Linked DNA regions of Homo sapiens: region 2 is linked to region 1. A link is an interaction called in ENCODE POLR2A ChIA-PET data of the cell type or tissue named here. Cell type or tissue: MCF 10A. All regions are shown on one strand. Links, peaks and the distances in the headings refer to the core of each region. The heading gives the core; the rest is flanking DNA.

Evidence for each region. ChIA-PET counts read pairs that join two places held together with the same protein. Peaks named below come from ENCODE experiments on the same cell type or tissue, not always from the same donor. Only the 100,000 strongest peaks of a DNase experiment are listed, where the experiment ranks them.
Region 2: POLR2A ChIA-PET joins it to region 1 with 5 read pairs; 1 of 35 experiments calls an interaction of 5 or more read pairs at or near these places.

The regions. Positions count from the first base shown.
Region 1 is chr1:240,410,529-240,418,650 of GRCh38, reverse strand. The region is part of intron 15 of FMN2 (formin 2); the gene reads right to left. Among named protein-coding and RNA genes, the nearest start is that of GREM2, 200 kb to the left of the region's middle. In MCF 10A, for the core only: no CTCF peak of the experiment used is centred there; a DNase peak (open chromatin) is centred at 4,240.
Region 2 is chr1:239,996,639-240,004,760 of GRCh38, reverse strand. No RefSeq gene overlaps it. Among named protein-coding and RNA genes, the nearest start is that of FMN2, 91 kb to the left of the region's middle. In MCF 10A, for the core only: no CTCF peak of the experiment used is centred there; a DNase peak (open chromatin) is centred at 3,930.

The DNA of each region.
Region 1 (8,122 bases), core at 2,821-5,320:
CAAAAAATGCAAAGAATTATTCTTATGCAGACAGTCTTCTTTTATGTAACCTTTATGTAATTAAGAAAGAAATGGAACTTCGAAAATCCCTTAAGTTTGGAAACTTAAAAACACACTACTAAGTTAATAGCAATAAATAAAAATACATCAACAATAGGCTGGGCGTGGTGGCTCACGCCTGTAATCCCTGCACTTTGGGAGGCTGAGGTGAGGGGATCACGAGGTCAGGAGTTCGAGACCAGCCTGGCCAATATGGTGAAATCCCGTCTCTACTAAAAATACAAAAATTAGCCGGGCGTGGTGGTGGGCGCCTGTAGTCCCAGCTACTTGGGAGGCTGAGGCAGAATCACTTGAACCCGGGAGGTGGAGGTTGCAGTGAGCTGAGATTGTGCCACTGCATTCCAGCCTGGGCGACAGAGTGAGACTCCATCTCAAAAAAAAAAAAAAAATCATAATAAATATAAAAGAATTTAAAACAACTATTAAACAAAGTCTATCAGATTGAATATCAAAATAAAAATTCAGATAAAATAAATACTGCTTACAAATGACATGTCTTAATCACTATAGCCCAGAAAAGTAAAAATAAATAGATGGACAATATATGCCAGGAAAATGTGAAAAGAAAGCGTGATGAAGCATTAATCAATAGAGGATTATAAGGTGAAGTGTATTAATGACAATAAAAAAGGACATTGTATAATGATTAAAAAAGAACATTCCATCAGGATGATAAGAACCATATAGAGTATATTGTCTGAAAACGTCATGGAATTGAAAGATGAAACAAACATTCACAATTATAGCAGAAGATTCTACAAATTAGTAATGATGTAGATGTGAAATTTACGATAAATAAATTTTATTTTAAAATATGCTGTATTTCACTTATTTAGCAGGTCATGGATTTTAAAAATAATATTTTATGTACCACTAAGAAAGACAAATAGTCCAATATGAAGAGTCTTAATAGAGGAGTTGCTCCCATATGCAAACCATAAACTGAGATACCAAAGGACTCACGTAAAAGAAAATGAGAAAGAAATTCCCATGCTGAAAGGGACAGTAAGGAAACTTGTTTCAACTCTGGCACTGGGCAAACAGATGACACCAAAAAAAGTTCCCTTGCAAATATGACTCATAAGCCAGACAGAAATCATGCAGGTTTTCCATCTGAATTCACAGTACCAGGCCCTATAAAAACAAAACAAAACAAAACCCTCTCAAGCTAAAGCAGGGAATTTAATTAAAGTAGCTTCACATTGATAGTGTCCTCAGTTGAATGGCACACACAAATCCAAATCCTCTCTGGAAGAAGCTGACTTTAAATCGAGCCCACATCGATTATAAGATGCCATCCACTGTAAGACGTACCCCAGTCTCAGAGATGTTAAAGGGTGAGAAAATATGCGGATGAGAATATATATCATAGAATCACACACAGGGCAAACTGATTCTTCTCAAGGACATACAAATATTTACTAAGACAGGTTCCATACTAGATCCCAAACTAAGTGTAATACAATTTACTGTAAATCAATAGGAAAATAATTACCAGCAAAGCAAACACACAAAACCCATGCATTTGAAACAGACACAACGAATATACACATAAGTAACTCATCAGCTAAAGAGAAAATAACAAAGTTATAACTGAACAACAATAAAATCTATTCTACATTTAAAAACTAGTGGGATATTGTTAAAGTGAACTTAATGGCAAAGCTAGAGCTCTGAGTATATGATTTTAAAAAAAGAAAAATTAAAAATAAATGAACTATTCATACAACGGACAAAGCCAGGAGAGACAGGATGCAGAAATAAGAGAATATTAAAGAGCAGAAATTTGTGAAATAGAAAGCCAATTAAAAAAACAACTTAAAAAAAAAAAGAAGAGAGAGATAATCAACAAATCAAAATTTCTGGTTCTTTCAAAGACCAATAAAATAGAGAAACATCCTAAAAGACTGGCTACAAAATCAGAAAATGAGGCAAGATTAAATAACATAAATATCAACAAGGGACATAAGTACAGATGGAATGAGGAGGAGAAGATTGGCTACAAAGAATGGAAAGGGAGGCTGGGCGCATGGTGGCTCACGCCTGTAATCCCAGCACTTTGGGAGGCTGAGGTGGGAGGATCACTTGAAGCCAGGAGTTTGAGACTAGCCGGGCCAACATGGCGAAACCCCGTCTCTACTAAAAATATAAAAATTAGCCAGTGTCTAATTTTTGGTGGTGGCACGTCTGTAGTCCCAGTTACTTGGGAGGCTGAGGCACGAGAATCGCTTGAACCCAGGAGGTGGAGGTTGCAGTGAGCTAAGATTGCACCACTGCACTGCAGTCTGGGTGACAGAGCAAGACTCCGTCTCAAAAAAAAAAAAAAAAGAGTGGAAAGGGAATGTACAGGCAAGGAATTGCTTTTTGTTTCTTTCTTAAGTCGTTATTTTATGATAATAAAGTAAATGTATTAATGGCTAGAAGGGAGAAGTTGAAATCAGGAGAGAGAAGTATCCAGATGAGATACTGATGGGAGGAGTTACTTCCCCCAGGCTGGTGGTAGAAAAGGAGACTGATGTGTGCAGGAGTAGTTTCACATACAGAAAGAGGAAGGGGCTCTGGTCTGGTGGATTTACTCTGTGAATTTAGGGCTGGGCAGGAAAATTGAGACAGAAAAGCAAAGAGGGAGAATAGAAGCTGAAGGAGGCTGGAGAAGCTGTGAAATGAAAATAACTGGGGGAAAGGTATCTTCCAAAACGAATATATCTAACATTGTTGTATTCTCATCGAAGCTGGCAGTGTTTCCAGGACAGGGATGTATCTTAATAAACTTTGCAGCTCTTATAGCAGCTATCACATCCTTACTCATATGAATCACTCGGTAAATACTTACTGCATTGCACTGCAAACTTCAGGCCTACTTCTAATTAAATGCTTATCATTACTACCTTCTAGGTGTATTATGACTAATGCTTTCCTCAGAAGCTGAGTCTCTAAGATGCTAACAGTATTGTTTTTACACCGAGTGCAGGTGCTGCATAATCTAGATATTACAAGAATCATTATACACATGTGATAGATTACCAACATCAGGTGGAGACTTCAATTTTTTTTTTTTTTATTATACTTAAAGTTCTGGGGTACATGTGCAGAACATGCAGGTTACATAGGTATACATGTGCCATGGTGGTTTGCTGTACCCATCAACCGGTCATCTACATTAGGTATTTCTCCTAATGCTATCCCTCCCCCAGGCCCCCACCCTCTGACAGGTCCTGGTGTGTGATGTTCCCCTCCCTGTGTCCATGAGTTCTCACTGTTCAACTCCCACTTATGAGTGAGGACATGTGGTGTTTGGTTTTCTGTTCTTGTGTTATTTTGCTGAGAATGATGGTTTCCAGCTTCATCCATGTCCCTGCAAAGGACATGAAATCATCCTTTTTATGGCTGCATAGTATTCCGTGGTGTAAATGTGCCACATTTTCTTTATCCAGTCTATCATTGATGGGCATTTGGGTTGGTTCCAAGACTTTGCTATTCAACATATTTTTAAAAAAGTTTTCCAGCCATTTCTTTTCAGAATAGGATGCTTTGTGGTCAATGCTATGTAAGTTCTGCTAAGCTGCATCAATGCTAAGGGTGTTTCTTGGGGAGATGATGGCATTTCTAATGTCAGACATTTATTCTCAAATGCAATTTTCAGAAAGATGTATAAAGTTATCCTAGACAAGCAAGTTCTTCTGATATATGACCTATTTCCCACTTGTCTTAAAAAACAAACTTTACTATTACAGTTGGGTTCCACTTCTAGATATAAAACTCTGCCACCACAGGGTCAAAATAGTAGATTTTTATAAGCTTACAAGTACCATTTGTGTTGTTTTCATCTGTTTACATTTTCACTGATATAATTAAAGGCAACAAAACACATATACTTGTAAATAATACCAGTGTGAATATCTCCTATTTACATGTTGCCATACAGTTTACAAAGTATTTTAACATCTGTTGCTAGTTTTATCCTTAGAAGGTTATTAGATGGTAGGCAGGGCAGAAACACGATAAGAAAAAAGGGACAAATTATTATTTGGCAGAACTGAATAGCAGCAAAACATCCCTACAAATGCCAATATTTTATTAATTATTTTGGCTTTAAAATTTCGTAATTGAATTCCAGGATTGCAGAGCAGACTATTACTCACAAAGCATTCAGCTTTCACGAAGGCCTGAATTCCATTCTCGGCTCTGTGCTACCGCACTCCACAATACTGGTGAAGTCATTTAACAGACGTGAAGTTCTCTCTCTTCATTTCCTCACCTGCAAAATGGGTACTAAGAATGACCCTACCCATTCATCACCAGAACATGGGGAGAGCCAGCTGGCTAAGGCCTCCAAAGCCCTGCAGCCCCTCCTCATCTTAGATATAGATACAAAAGGCACAGACGATCCAACCTTAGCTTCGGTGACATTGACAATCAGAACTATGACAGAACTCCCTTTCTCACGTAGGAGGCACTCACCACAACCAAGTCCACACAAACCTAAATTTCACCCTGGGGTAAATTCAGAGATTGTGAAGCTAAAAAAAGAAAATAATAATCATCACATACTATTTGGCATTTTAAAAATGTTCCTTCAGTGCTTGGATAAATCTCTGTTTCACTAGCCCAACGATATTTGTAAGATATTCCTGGCATGTTGAAAACCGCATAGCATTGCCACACTGAGTGGAATATCTTTCTTATAAGAGTGAGCAAGGAGCCTCACGGCAGTTGTTAAGGCAGAGAACAAGCACTACCATAGAAGTATTTGCAAGCTAATTAGATTCTTTGGCATCCTAACATTTTTGAAGGCACGAATGCAGTTTATAACATAAAGAAAAATTCTTTGGCTTCTAGTCCGAATCTACAGGGCCCATCTCCTATGATGTCCAAACATGAAAAGACAATGTCACCAAGAAGACACCATTGTAAGCTACTGGGGCACTTTGACTGAGTTTCTATGTTCTCTGGTCCAGCCTGACAATGCCCCTCTATTTCTTTAACTGTGTGTACTCATATTCTCTCTCACCCAAAGGAAACAAGCCCTTCTCTCAGTGTAAATGTAAGTCAGGATCTCTATTAGCCTTTCCTAAGCCAATTAAGGCCAACATATCTCAGAGGTCAAGATGCAGAAGCTGAGCTACAACATTTCATGATGAGTTGGTCCACCTACTGGCACTAGCCACTAAAATAATTCTGCCCAGGATGCTCTTCAGTTCTCATGTCACTCCTATGAGCCTTTAACCCACCCTTCCTCACCGATAAGTATATAACTCCTTCCCAAGCCCAACTCCCCTTCTTCTCCTTGCAATGACACCCCCATGGATCGGGTTCCATAAAAACCACCCACTGACTAGCTCTACCAACTTCATTCTGAAGCCCTCTGGATCCTGATTATTTGGTTGGGGTCAAGGACATTTATACCCCTACTTTCCTTCTCTATTATGTTTATTTGCTGCTTTTTTTTTTTTTTTTTTTTTTTTTTTTTGACAGAGTCTCGCTTTGTCGCCCAGGCTGGAGTGCAGTGGCACCATCTCGGCTCACTGCAAGCTCTACCTCCCAGGTTCACACCATTCTCCTACCTCATTCTCCCGAGTAGCTGAGACTACAGGCGCCCACCACTACACCCGGCTAATTTTTTGTATTTTTTAGTAGAGACGGGGTTTCACCGTGTTAGCCAGGATGGTCTCGATCTCCTGACCTCGTGATCCACCCGCCTCGGCCTCCCAAAGCGCTGGGATTTACAGGCATGAGCCACCGCACCAGGCCTACTGTTTCTTAATCAAAGCATGGCTTTCACCAGACACACTCATATCATCCATAATGATCTTCTCCGGAAGCATTGCATTTCCCATCTCCTACCCTCCCAAATTCAGGAATCAAGAAAGGGAGCCTCCCTATGTCTGGTCTTCCAGTGCTGTTCCCAACCACTGTATTCCTATAATTCTGTCACACTTTTTTTTTTAAAGTTTCTGGCATCACTTACACTTTACTCAACTGCTTCACTGCCTCACTGCTGCTAGTTAGCTACATCATCATTTTCTTGTGTTTTGTGACTACAATAATTGTCTACCCTACAAGGCAGATTTTCTCTCCAGTTATGGCCTTCAGTATATCTGGATCTTCATGTGTAGCAACCAAAAGTGGTTTTAAAAAATGGACCACCCGTCTCCCTCTACATTCCATCCAATCTCTCTTCTTCCTTCCCTCTCCAAATATCTAATAAAAGTAGCTTATCCTCAGTTTCCATTTCCTTATTTTCTTCAGTCCGTTGCAATACAGCTCCTGACCCAATTACTCAAAGTGCGTCAAAATTCAAATAAAACAATTTTTGTTAAGGGTGCATATGATCTCCCATTAATATCACAAATTAATATTTTGTCTTTAGGCATACATTGTAATTATTCTTGAGCTTTTCTGCTACCCTTGTTTACCTAGACCTCTGTAATGTAACACTCTCCTATTTCTCCCCTTTTCACTTTGAATTGGCATCCCTCTTCAATTATGTGATCCTTTTCCACTAGCAGCAACTCAAATATGGTATTTCTCATGGCTTCGGTCTTAGGCCGCTGATCATCTGTGGACACCATCTCCTAAGGTGATCACGTGGACTCTCTCTTTCTGCTCCTATCTGTTTATATTGAGGATGTACAAAGTTCAGCCGCCTGCCACATCACTCCTGAGCTTCGGACTTGAACACTGAACCAAATACTCAGCATTTCTACACGGCTGGCTTATTACCCATCTCAAACTTCTCATTTTATCCTCATTTCAATTTTAGAAATGCTATGTTAATCATCCACATCAGAAACCTAAGGATCATTTGTGACCAACCCTAAAACAGAAGGACATGGAACTCCAACCAGAAAAAACTTTCCAGCAGAGTAAACAAAAAGGCACACACCAAGCAATCCCTAAGTTCTATGTTTTCACGCCAACAGAGAGAACATGAAATGCTTCTCAGAGAAAAAAAAAAAACAACAGATCAAACACAAGGAAATGTCAATAAGAATGTAGTTAGACTTTTTTTTTTTTTTTGAGATGGAGTCTCACTCTGTCACCCAGGCTGGAGTACAATGGCACCATCTCTGCTCACTACAACCTCCGCCTCCCAGGTTCAAGCGATTCTCCTGCCTCAGCCTCCTGAGTAGCTGGGATTACAGGCATGTGACAGCATGCCTGGCTCATTTCTGTATTTTTAGTAGAGATGGGGTTTCACCCTGTTGGTCAGGCAGGTCTCGAACTCCTAACCTCGTGATCCGCCTGTCTCAGCCTCCCAAAGTGCTGGGATTATGGGCGTGAAACACCGCGCCCGGCCGAATGTAGTTAGACTTCTTAAAAGCAACCCTGAAGACTAAAAGACAATGAAGTAATTCCTTCAATTATTTAAAGGAAAATAATTTTCAAGTAGGAGTCTATGTCTAGACAAACTATCAAATAAGTGTGAGGGAAGTGTTTTGAGAACTTGCGTGTCTGAAAATTTATATTGTATATCTTCTAGACAACCTTCCTGACTAAAAATTGTAATACAAGAAGAAGTAGGATGGGGACTAAGAAAGAGTAAGATAAAAATTACATCAACCATTATCATAAATTAACAGAAAATGCCTTAATTGATAAATAATGATACATCAGCACAAGTATGTTACTGAAAACCATGGTAGAAAGTATCAGAGAAAACAGCTGAGAAAAATATAAGAGAGGGTAGGGTTGGCTAGGGCAGGAGGCTGCTGCTTTTTGTTATCAGCCTTGTGGTACTAATTGACTTTTGCAACTATGTCTACACTTACAACTTTGAGAGAAATAAAAATGAATAAAAAGGGAAATGAACTGAAGAAGCAATATACATGTGTAAAAACACGACGATAACAATAAGCTCAGAAAAGCAGACAATTTATCACTTAGAAATAAGTAGCAGAAATAGAAACAAATGTTAATATTCTGTGGCTATGATGCTGACAAAAATCCCAATTTCTAAATCCCAAAAAATTTCTCAATATTTTCTTCTAGTTAAAGTTGAAATTTTAACATTTACTTCCTTAATCCTTTTGGAATTTATTTGGTTGATGATCTGAGGAAA
Region 2 (8,122 bases), core at 2,984-5,483, 410 kb after region 1:
AATCAGAAGGATTCCATCAATATACTTTGATTGGTTTACTATTATCTTTAAACCAGACGTACATAGCTTTGATGTAAACCAGTTATTCTCAACACTGTCCCACCCCTCACCCTGCTAACGCTGTGAGACTGCAACCTTGTCTCCATTTTCTGTCCTAGAATCCGAAGCCTCATTCAACTGCTCAATTAATACTCCCTGAAATGGTGTACTGGGGAGAGACTTATTTTTTCATAACGTGCAATGACAAAACAAAGACTTCCACTAGGAAGCACCCCCAAAGCACTGAATCTTACACAGTTTGTTTGCGATCTAATCAAAATCCTGAGAAGACACCTTTTATTTTTATTTATTTATTAAAAAAAAAAAAAAACAACACACCGCACTTTTAATGTGATCTTTTGGAGACGAAGTTTTGGAGCCCTGCAGCATTCATGCCATTTTCTATATGGCCACCAGAGGGCAGTGTGTGTGCGACTGCTTTTGACGATGATATTGCCCATTTCAATAGTTGTCCAAGCTGGCCTTCTTCAGAATGTGTTCATGACCTTAGGGAATTCCTCTTTCTTTTCTGTTTTTTTGATACAGGGTCTCGCTCTGTCACTCAGGCTGGAGTGCATGGCATGATCATAGCCTACTGTAACCTCAAACTCCTGGGCTCGAGCAACTTTCACCGCCCCCTGCCCTTAGCCTCCCTAGTAGCTAGGACTACAGGTATGCACCACCACACCTAGCTAGCTTTTAAAATTTTTTGGAGAGACAGAGTCTTGCTATGTTGCTCAGGCTGGTCTTGAACTCCTGGCCTCAAGTGATTCTCCAGACTTAGCCTCCCAAAGCACTGGGATTACATACAGGTGTGAGCCACTGCACCTGACTGAGAATGTCTTCAATAAACTTTTTTTTATATCTCTATTATCATTTGGAAGCTAATGAAAATTCCCTATAAGGAACAAATATAAGATAATCCTCTGACTGGAAATGTACCTTGAGACAAAGGCAGCCATGGACAATTGCGTCTAACCCCAGACCTGTGTCCAGATCTGCCGCTCTCTTCTCCATCCATTCATTCTACAAACCTCTGTCTCTACAAAATATCTTTCGACAATTGGACGTAATGTACTAGAGACACTTTCCAATCACAGCAACCCCTTCTTTGTGATATGAATCTTTTGGTAACAGGGGTCTTCCTCATAAGAGAGTAGAATATGAAATAAAGGAAGACCAAATAAAGGAAATTGGCAGGAGGTCTCAGTGGAAGTCTGTCCAGAGGGGAAATCTCATGTTAGCATAGCAAAAATCCATTATACATTGTCTGCTATCTCCAACGCAGTGAGTTTCCACTTTCCCTCTAAAAGTTTGCTAAAATCCTTTATATTCTAAGAACATCACGTTATAATAACAAAAGTAGTCATAACAATTTTAAGAAAAAGACAAAATTACTACTTTAATCACCAGATGCTCCAGCTTCTACAGTTCATCCCTCAGTATTCTATCATAATCATTGGTCAGCCTCACAAGATATTAATTTGAGAGGAGTAATTCTACACCTTGGTTCTGACCATATACCAGAGTTTCTTAGCCCAGTACCTGGCCAAGGAGAGGTGCCTTAGAATACCCAGCAAATGAACTTGGGACACAAGATCTGACAGGTTGGAGAAGAGCATTTGACATTGGGACTCTCATTTAAAACAGCTCAGATATGAGGTCACCATAAACATACTACTTGATAACCTGACAGGCTCTTTAAACCTGATTGTCCTTCCACAGCAACCCCCAGCTTGGACCTACCTGGCCCCAGGTATTTCCCAGAATCACCCCCTGCTTTGACTTCTCTTGCTTACTTTGGTCTCCCTTGTGTCCTACTGGGTGGTTCTTCACTCTACGTCTCCGAGGACACCTCTGACACCCTTGGATACCCTAATGAATCTCCCATTTCTGGCCGACCTGCCATCACCTGCAGCTGGTTCTACACTTGACTTTGATTGCAGTATCATCCACACTCCGGTTAGAAGACACTCCCAGCATGCCGAGCCCAGGAGCCCACAGGAGCCAAAGAAGGCCCCCTCCCAATCTATTCCAACATCCGCATTAGGGATAGGGGATTCAAATGTCTACAGATACGTTGGGAAGAAAAGGGTCTCATGCCATCTTACTTAGAAAATGATTCCCTATTTCCGATAAGTTACTACACAATTGTGTGATTTATTTGTTCTCCTTCATGCAATAAGAGAACTTGGTATAAACAAAAAAAGTTCGATGTCCTAATACAATTAAAGAATATCTTAACAATGTGAATATTTCTTTCCTATTTCTTTTCTTTCTTTTGTTTATGATCTTATTAAAAAATGGGAATGTGATACCCTGTCTCTACTAAAAATACAACAAAATTAGCCGGGCGTGGTGGCGAGCGCCTGCAGTCCCAGCTACTCGGGAGGCTGAGGCAGGAGAATGGCGTGAATCCGGGAGGCAGAGCTCGCAGTGAGCCGAAATCGTGCCACTGCACTCCAGCCTGGGCGACAGAGCAAAACTCCGTCTCAAAAAAATACGGGACTTAAAGTAAAGCTATATCTGCTTTCTAGGGATGGCTAGAATGGGAACGTTCTGTTACTTGTTTGTTTGCCTTTACAAATATTTTTAGTTCAGTAGGAACCATAGAATTCAGTGGGTCACATCCTTGCATTTTGCAGGTGAGGCAGCTAAGGCCCAGAGAGAGGGTGTGTCTTCCCTAATGCTCATGGTCACCAATTCCTCCACCTACCTGCAGAAAATAAATAGGATCTTATTACACCCAGTATCTCCAGATTCTAGGCCAGTGCGTTTAAATAGTAGGCATCCAGTAAATCAAGTTAATTGAATTATAACTTAACTCGGAGGACTTGCCTTCCCCGCCCTGTCTGCCCCTGAGTGCCTGGTGCTGGCTTTGACCCTAACTAGATATTAAACAGGAGGAGTGGTATGGGGTAAAGTTTGGAACAACACGTTTTCCTTTAGTGTATAAAAATTCTATGATTTCCAAATGTATGAAAACGTTGATTGAAACAACTTCTCTCCCTGAGATCAAAGCTATCTCTCCCTCCCTCTCTCTCTCTCTCTCTCTCTCTCTCTATCTATCTATCTATCTATGTGTTGCATTGTTTTATTTATGTATCTTCTCAGCCCTTTTGCGTAAGGGATGGGGAAGAGCTGTTTGTGATGAGAAAAGAATAACTGCATTGAGTTAATTCTATGACTCATGTTTTTCACACTTTTACACATATCTGGAATTGACAATATCTTAAAACACTGGTGTCTCCATGGAGTCGTGGTGCGGTTATCATTGCCTGAGAATATGTGTCTTTGGTTGTTATTACTGCGGACCTGTCTGGATGATGGCAACCACTTAATGTCTGAGTCAACAAATTATGGACACAATTGCAGAAAGAAGTCAATGTTCTGGTTGTCTGAAATTATCTTTGACATCTGATAAAATCAAGACAGGCCCAGTAGTAAAACTTGCAGACTTAGTATATAATCCAAGAAGAAAACTCCAGCAACTAAACTGTGGCACGCTTTTAAGAGCGGCTGCATTCCCAGGGTTCTGTAGAACATTGAGTATTTAGAAAACCCAAAAGGACACCACTGACTGTGAAAAGATGGACACTGAATACCAAAAAGGTTTGAAAATACCTAAGCCTTTTATTTTGCTTGTATTTTCTCCTTTACACATTCATAAGAGGGATATATATTTTAAAATCCATGTGTAAAGACTCCAAAAGCTCTGTGTATACACTAAATGTGTAACGATTTTGATGACTAAAAAGCATTAGGTTCTGTAAACCTAAAACTGTTGTAATATAGTTTTTTTTTTAAAAAGAAACATTGGGTAATAGTACAATTGAATAAATGTTTCTTTTTTAGTGATACATAAAGCAATGTTCTTACAGTTGATGATGACTCAGACGCAATGAAATATGGGCATTTCATGCCTGATTCTGAGTCATTTTGCTACTACAGTCAATAGACAATAAGTTCCCCCAAACAAGTGATAGCAATAGCAACTTTTTTGTTTTTATTTTTTATTTTTTGAGACGGAGTCTCGCTCTGTTGACCAGGCTGGAGTGCAGTGGGAGGATCTCAGCTCACTGCAAGCTCCGCCTCCTGGGTTCAAGTGATTCTCCTGCTTCAGCCTCCTGAGTAGCTAAGACTGCAAGTGTGCACCACCACACCTGGCTAATTTTTGCATTTTTAGTAGAGATGGAGTTTCAGCATGTTGGCCAGGCTGGTCTCAAACTGCTGACCTCAGGTGATCCGCCTGCCTCGGCCTCCCAAAGTGCTGGGATTACAGGCATGAGCCACCACACCCAGCCTGATAGCAACTTTTAAAGTTTAATTTTGTTAATGGTTTTAGGGAAAAAAAAATCTGACTCCTCACTTATTTTTGCACCAAATGAAAAAAGTCATAATAAAAGGAAAACTACGAAGTTATAAACTGTTCTGTGACCCAGTAATAAGTATGTGTCTGTGTTTAATGACTTTCCATACTCAGAAGTCACATTGCGTATTTGTTTACCATAAAGAAAGCAGATCTTGGCTGGGTGCGGTGGCTCACACCTGTAATCCCAGCAGTTTGGGAGGCCGACGTGGGTGGACCACCCGAGGTCAGGAGTTCGAGGCCAGCCTGACCAACATGGTGAAACCCCGTCTCTACTAAAAATACAAAAATTAGCTGGGCGTGGTGGTGCATGCCTGTAGTCCCAGCTACTCGGGAGACTGAGGCAGGAGAATCACTTGATCTGGGAGGCGGAGGTTGTGGTGGGCTGAGATGGCGCCATTGCACTCCAGCCTGGGCAACAAGAGCAAAATCCATAAAAAAACAAAAAACAAACAAACAAAAAAAACCAAGAAGGCCGAAGATCTCATGGGCTCATGGGTCCCTGGGTTGAATTCTGAAAATTTACCTAGTTTAGTGAGAGAAAAGGTATCTTGACATGATTCACTTGCCTTTTAACATACTTCGGGGGCAAATGAAGAGTAGCTTTGATAATTCCAGTTTTCTAAATCTAAAATGTGTTCTCCATAGATATGACTTTACCAAGATGAGGGTATTTCTGTTTGTCTGCATAGGCTTGATCTGCAATTTATAATGGCATCTACATTCACAATATTAATATAATTTTTCATCAGAATCAGAAGAGTGTGACTTTTGTGATAATGTAAAATGATAAAAACCTGCATGTCTGAAGTTGTACTTGGAGATCTCTTTTGCAGTGTCACCAGAGTATCTGGTTTGATGCTGTGTATTTCACCATTACTCAGCATGCGGGTGACTGCTGGCTGCTCTGCTCATCAAGTATGCTTTCTTTTCAAACAGCCTTTGGGAAACTGACAAGTGATGACATATGCTTATATTTATCTTTAGATCCACAATTTAGTGATTGTTATTTGTAAAAGACCCTTTTCATGGTCATCCATTCAGCAAATATTTATTGTGTAGTCACTGCAAGCCATGCACTACGTTACAATTACCTTACAAACAACATAGCTAACTAAATCAATATTTATATTAGAGTTAAAGATATCAAGCCTTAGAAAAAGCTAATTTAGTTATCATAAGAGAAGCTGTGACCAATATGTTTGACATCTGTACATACAGATAAAATATTGTTGCCCACACCAGGGTGATGTGATAAGTGGTCAAATTCCCATTAATTCAAAATTCTTATCCAATAGTTTCCTAGATTGCCTAAAACGTTCCCCTTTAGTCTCATTTTTTTGGTAATTTTTGGCCAGGTTTTCTAACCAGCAGTTTATGGAAATCTATGTTCCACAATCCTAGAGAATTCATCACTAGATCTGCAATATGAGAAATATTAAAGGGAATTTTTCAAAGTGAAGATTTTTTTAATTAATAGTTGAGGGTGCAGAAATGTAGGAAGGAATGAAGAGGAGCACAAAATTTTGTATATACTATGTATACGTATACACACTGAATTAACATCTACTTTTAAAAAATAACAATTATAATAATAGCTAGCAGGGTGGAAACATGTAGAGGTAAAACATGGAAATAATTGTGAAAAGGGAAGTAGGATGACAAACGGAGTCAATGAGTGAAGATTCCGGATCGCTTCTCGAAGCTACACTAGAAGTGGGACTTTTGTTTAAGCGACAGTATTAAGTCAAGGATAAATACTGAATCTGTAGGGCAACCACCAATCAAATTAAAATAATTATATATATCTATGTACACATTATGGACATGAATGAATAAATGTTTATTTATACACATAACTAAAAGAGTGAAAAGTGGAATTCTAAAACAAACAAACCAACCCAAAAGAGAGGAAGCAAATCTCAAGTGTCATGTCATTACCAAACAATAATTATATGATTATTAGAGAGAGCTGACATATTATAAAGGGTAACAGAGGAGAAAATGGAATGATTTAAAATTATCTGGAGAACAGGCGCGGTCACGGCGGAACGCTGACATCAGCCTCCTGCGGCCCGGGCGGCTGCACCCCGCGAATCCCCAGCCGGAGCAGCTGCGGGGCGCCGTGCGGGTGGCGGAGCGGCCGCCCCGCGCGTGGAGGAGCGTGGCCAGCGCAGCCGGGATTCGGAGCAGGGCCGCAACCTCGCGGTCCTTGCCCGCGGCGACCGTGACATCCGCGTAGACTCGCCCTTTAACACCCGCGACGCCCCGGGGACCGGCCCGGGTCGGCGGTGGCCGCGGGGCTGTGAGGGCGGCGACGAGGTTCCGCAGGTCGGCGAGTCGCAAGGCCGCCAGGGGGCCGCGTGTCGGTCCGTCCCTCCCGCTTGGGGCCGCCACCAGCCCGTTCCCTGTTCCGCTCCCCGCCCGGCACCCTCCGGAGCCCTGGTCCCGGAGCCAGGGGCCCTTTTCCTTCTCCCGTCCCCGCCCGGTCCCCGACGGGGCGCGCGGGAGGAATTGCCTGAGCAGGACGCCCCCTGCGTAGGTGGGTGGGTGGGAGCGGGGCCCGGGGCCGCCAGTCCTGGGGGGCGATCGCGGGTGTCGCGGGGAGGGTGTGGCCGGGCTCGGCGCGGGCCGGGAGGGAGGTGGTCGTTGGGCGTCTGACACCGCCCGCCCCCCCACCGCCCGGGTTTAAATGTCTTGCTCCCTCGGAGCCTCCCCAGTCCCTGCGCGCCCGCGGGACCCCCACTCTGGAGCCACCTCCTTCCCAGAAGACGCCGCCAAATTAGAGGGCGCGAGCCCGGGAAGGAGCCACTCGCCCCTCCCCTTTCTGTGGGCGGCTCCAGATGCCCCTCTGAAGGCCCAGGTGGTGACCGGAGCCACCTGAGTGTCCTCAGCAAGGGGGTTCAGGCCTTCATGCAGGGGGAGAACTGCGGTGAGCAGTTCTGGATTTCTGCTCTCGGCCCCGCACCACCCAGCAGCATTTTGTTCTCGTTTTCAGATATATTTGTGTGTCTCTTGATTTTCTGTTACTCTCCGTAAAGGGGAAACCAAGTTGCCACAAATTGTAAAGACTGAAATCATACTATGTTCTCTGCTAAAAGTGGACTCCTACTAGAAATCAGTAACAGAAAGAGAAATAGAAAATTCATAATGTTTGGAAATGAAGCACCATACTTCTACATGATCCATGTGTTAAAGAAGACATCACAGTAAAATGTAGATAATAATTCTAACTGAATGGTAATGAAAATACAGTATAGTAATACTAGTGGGATGTTGCTTACAAGGAACATTATTGCTTCAAATGCCTATGCTGGAAGAAGTGATGAAAATCACTTAACAAAGCTTCTGTGGCAAGAAACTAGAAAGGAATAGCAAATTAAACAGAAGAAAGTAGAAGCAGCTAGATAACAAAGAACAGAAATCAATTATAAGAAAGCAAATGTACTATATGAAAAATTAACAAAGGTAAAAGTTGGTACTTGGAAAAACTAGTAAGATGATTTTTTGTAAACAAACAAAAACCTGGCACATAAAAAAAGATTAAATATGGGTAGGGATGATAATGATCAGGGAAGTCCAGGAGCATGAAACTGCCCAGAGAATCAGCATAGACAACGGTACGTGGTTAAGCAGCTCAACAGTGACTTGTCCTGCATTTTATTGATTCTCTTGGCTTTTCCCTCATGCAGACGATGGCTGTCACATCTCCAG